2 separate regions of the Homo sapiens genome follow, and region 2 is linked to region 1. The links are chromatin loops, found by intact Hi-C in ENCODE. Cell type or tissue: ascending aorta. All regions are shown on one strand. Region 1 has its middle 21 kb from the start of PDE1A. Region 2 overlaps PDE1A (phosphodiesterase 1A).

The links. Peaks named below come from ENCODE experiments on the same cell type or tissue, not always from the same donor. Only the 100,000 strongest peaks of a DNase experiment are listed, where the experiment ranks them.
Region 2: it touches region 1 in a loop (2.3-fold over the local background); 3 of 110 quality-filtered maps call a loop at or near these places.

The regions. Positions count from the first base shown.
Region 1 is chr2:182,446,736-182,449,235 of GRCh38, forward strand. It overlaps a transcript of PDE1A not described here. Among named protein-coding and RNA genes, the nearest start is that of PDE1A, 21 kb to the left of the region's middle. In ascending aorta, no CTCF peak of the experiment used is centred here; a DNase peak (open chromatin) is centred at 1,296; H3K27ac peaks cover 1,028 bases.
Region 2 is chr2:182,371,619-182,374,118 of GRCh38, forward strand. The region is part of intron 1 of PDE1A (phosphodiesterase 1A); the gene reads right to left. Among named protein-coding and RNA genes, the nearest start is that of PDE1A, 54 kb to the right of the region's middle. In ascending aorta, no CTCF peak of the experiment used is centred here; a DNase peak (open chromatin) is centred at 1,243; H3K27ac peaks cover 2,479 bases.

The sequences.
Region 1 (2,500 bases):
GATTAAGCAGCCTTCTCTGGTAGAGAATAAAGAGCATGAACTCTGGAATGGCCTGCTTTGATTAGAATCCCAGCTCCTCATCTAACAAGGTATGTGATCCCCAGAAAATTTTTTAAAATAGTTAAGGTTAAATTTCCTCATCTTCAATGAAGGGAAAATAATCATCACCACCATATGGGATTTCTGTGTTTTTTAAGTGAGATAATATATATATATATATAGACCACATAGACAAATGCCTGATACATAGTAAACCTGCACAAAATCTTTTGTTTTGTCATTTTAATCTATACATTAAACTCCAGAATTACACTTACAAGTTGGTTAAGTTCAAAAGGACGGCCACTGGGAAAATGTTTACTTTGAGAACTTTTTTTTCACTTACACACACACACACACACACACAAACACACATACTCTATTCATATTTTAAATATCACTGTTTATTATATTTCCCTTTATAAATTTTCATGTTCCTCATTATTCCTAGATAATGTTGCACTTAGTTTTGATGTCCTAATATCTCATGTCATCTATGAGCAATCATTTCCAAGCAGATGAAGCTGGGACATGGCCACATAAGACCGTATCAGAATCTACTGAGAGATTTTCCAGACTGTAAACACACCGGACCCTCTACTTCCCATTCTTGCCAAATTCTGACACTTTCCAGTGACCTTCCTGATTACCAGCTCAGTTCATGAGGAGCCCTTTTTGCTGATGGCAATGTGTGCCACAAGTAAAGAGGAATAGAAGAAACAGGCTGTAGACCACCAACAAGTAAAGGTCCTCACACTTCCCAGTAAGGATGATGCTATTGTAGGCCTGGAGACTAAGGGATCCCTTCTATAAGGCACACATGCCTACCCTGTAAAGCCCATCTCAAAGGCTATATTTTCAACCTTATTTTCACTGGTGCTCTCTGCTCTTTCCCTCTGAACAACCATAAATCTATCTATACTTTCCTATGGCATGGCTCACTTTCTACTATGTATTATAGTTTCTTATGTCCATGACACATTTCCCTACTAGGCTTCTGTGCATTTCAGATAATAAGTGATTTCTGAATTAATTAATTAATTAACTAATTAATATCAAATGTCTCCCTTTGAACTGTGCCTAAACTGTTTAAACAGGCTTGCGTTTCAGAGTTTCATCCATAGCCTGTCATATGGATGTTTCTGATGAGCACAAACATTGGTCAACTTTTTGACATTATGGGGCTAGAACACAAACTTCTTGGAGCTCTGGCTTTATCTCCTTAACTATGTGATCTTGTTTCACAACCCTGGCGTTACTGCTATTTTCCCACATCCCAGTCATGCCTTATGATGACAAGCTGCATTTTTAACATTTTAGTGCTACAGGATAGGCTCAGTGAAACTTCTTTTAATTTGCAAGTCTTTGGCTTTCCTAACATTTCAAGATTCTAACACTCATGCTTGGCACATTGGGTGTGCTCAGTAACTTTTGATTTTATGTCTTAAATTCTCCCTTCCTTTTCTCACTCCTTTCTTCTTTATTTTAAACCATTTTGGAGCACATGTTTCTAATCAATAAACAAAATCACATCATTTGCTTAGTCTTATCATTTAGATTTTTTTTTGTTCTTGTGTTGAAAGCAGATTTTAAAGACTGGTAGTTTAGAATTACCTTTGAATTATTCTTTTAACTTATGTTTCCCTTGTTGAAGTCTGATTTACACATATCCCGAAACTCCAAAATTGTAAAGTATATGCGATGTTTTAGAACCCAACAGAAATGTTGGGTTATGGACCATTCTGCTGTGAAAATTGTGAAGAATCTCAGATATTTAGAACTGAAAGAAAAAACTTCAAAGGCATTCCAAAACAGCTCCCTGTTCTTTCCACATTATATCCAAAAAAACTATCACCCACTGCTAATGACTGTGCATGCCAGCCAATTTTCATCTACCAACAAAGGTATTCACTTTCAGCAGAGTTCCAAATTGGTTTAATTTAGTGCAGTTTGATGGATAAAATCTAAATGATCTTTTTTATTTAAAAACTAACACTACAGAGTTGTCTTAATCTACTGTGATTCCGTTTTTAGCAGATACAAACATAAGTTATGGTGTTGGTGTGGAAAGGTACTATAGAGATTATTTGGTTCAGACTCTATTTTCCTCTGGGGAAACTGAGACCACAAGACATACTAAAGCAATATCCTTTTACTCTAGCCTACAAATTTAAAATTGATTCTTCTCTATATTTAAAGATATACGTTTAAATTTAAAATAATAAGTATTGGAGATTAACAGAATTGTACCACTACAGGATCACATCATACACATACACACACACACACACACACACACACACACACACACAAACAAAACCCAGGAAATCCTTCTAAATCTTCTTAGGATAGTCTTGTCAAACCTTGTAATAAACCTGTGAATAAAAGGCATCACAAAATGATAGCTTATCTAACTGTGGAAGTATCCTTCCCAAACATCTAGGCTGACCCAGAAAAAATA
Region 2 (2,500 bases), 75 kb before region 1:
TCATGGATGCTCTTTAGGATAAAAATGACTCCTCTCAAAGGTGATAGTAATAACCATTTGTTTAGGTGTTCCTAACACATAGTCATGTCTTGCCTCATTAAAAATCATGCATGATTATCTTACTTTTATGATAAATGTTAAAATGACCTACAAAATGAATTAACATTTATTTATTTATTTATTTAGAGACAGGGTCTCACTCTGTCACCAGGCTGGAGTGCAGTGATGCCATCTTGGCTCACTGCAACCTCCGTTTCCTGGGCTCAAGGGATCCTCCGACCTCAGCCTCCTGAGTAGCTAGGACCACAGGCATGCACCACCACGCCTGGCTTTTTTTATTTTTATTTTTGTATTTTTAGTAGAGATGAAGTCTTGCCATGTTGTCCAAGCTGATCTCAAACTCCTGAGCTCAAGCAATGCGTCCACCTCAGCCTCCCAAAGTGCTGGCATGGGCCACCATGCCTGGCCAACTCTGATATATTTTTATTACCGTTAATTGGCATAATTTTTTTCAAATGTGCATATCTTGACTTGCATACCAAAATGTGAGTTTTCCGAAGATACAGTAAAACTGTGGTTTTATTTTTATTTATATAACTCTTGTATTTATACAACTCATCTACTGCATAACTGCTATGAGGAGGAAGGTATTGTGTTTGACATTACATAGGGGAGAAGTATTGGTAAAAATGTGGAATTTATCTTAACTAAAATGTTAGGTGTATAGCATAAATTCAATAACTGTTTGATAAATAAAATGATAATTGTGATCATTTTATCTATATTTAAGTGGGAATGGGTTTCAATTTTCTCTTTTAAAAGGCATTTTAAAGAAAAACTTTGAACATGTCACAGACCAGGATGTAAAAATAGTGACAACAAAGAATTAAACAGGTAACACTGTTATATGCTGCTGATATTACAACAGTTCCTTAAGTACTTTCTAATTTAGTGAAGAATTCAGAGCTAGGCAGGATAGGGACTGGAGAAACAAATTTCACCCCCTAGTCTGACCCTGAAGAGTGAGAAGGTACAATGTTTAAGAGGGTGCTATGCCACAATCTCAGGTCCAAATTCCAAAGTTATTCATACTAGAGAACCAATCTAAGGGGCAATTCAGAACACAGAGAAATTCAGGAACTGGCTGATTGCTCAGGAGTGAGGCAGACCAACGGTTAGCACTGGGAAGTGTTCCCGTAGGAGAAAAGGCTCAAACACCAAGATGACTCATAAGACAAAATTCCATTTCCTGTACAGAGGGACAGGCTGGAACAAGGCAGCACAGAAAACAGAAATGTCATAAGGACAGTGATAAAGGAACAATGTGCAGGCCAGGGATCCACTCATGACTTAGGAAAAGGGACTAAGACAAAGGCCCAAGCCCTGTGCACTGGGACCCTATGTAGTGACAAGGAGAAATTGTTGAGGCTGAGCAGTTTCACGACCTCACATAATGCCAGTTCTTACCTGTGGTTGTCTGTGAAGAAGATTAGAATGAAAAATACATCACAGGGGCTTCAATGATTTACTTGAGTCAGGCATCCTGAATCTTGGGGTTTAGTATCAAACACTGCATTATAATAATGGAAGGGGAACCAATTACTATCCAATCTGCCTCTTTTGGAATGGCCTCAGGGGTGACCTGGGCTGCATGTGGTACTGTCAGGAGAACAACTTTCAACTTCAATAAAATGGTGGAAGGCAAAGCCAAATGACAAGGGACTGCTAAGGAAAGGAGGAGGAGAGAGGGCAGAGAAACCAACAGTGTAAATTACTTCTTCGACAATCTATTAATGTCAGTACAACCACATATCTTAGGTTCAAAAACTGGAAAAACTTAATCATTAAGTGATTTGGTCATGGTGGGCTTAAAAACAGAAATTTAAAGGCAGTTCTAAAACTCTAATAAATCATTGTTTTAAAGTTCTCACACAGCTGAAACAGAATAAGGCTACTTCATAAAATTTCCTTAAAGTAAACATTCAAATTTCTCATAGAAAAAGTCACAGGTTGCTAGAAATGTATTATAGCACTTCACTTGAGAAACAGAAGTAAAGCAGTGAAGAAGGAGAAAGGATAGAATTTAGTGACTAGTAAGGCTGAAAAATGAATATTTTTTTTCACATGAGCTTGTTTAAAGGCAGAAGAAGGAATTCAGGCAGGGACAGATTAAAAATACATGTAACAAGAAATGCTTGGGGGAGATATATGACAAGAAAACAAGAGGAAATGTTATTAATATCACAGGAAAAGAAATCAGATTTTCACATGATGACTTCATTGAGTTGCCAAATCATGTGCAAATGTTGTAAAGGGACTAAAAAGATATGCAGTAAATAGAAAAGGACAAAAAACAATAAATATTAATGGCTTTGCCACAGCAGTCATTCAATTATTTAATCAATAAATTTTTACCAAGTATTTGGTGAATGGTGGAGGAGAAATATTAGATAAAGTACTAATGTTCAAAAAATTAAAAATTTAGTCAATCCACATATAT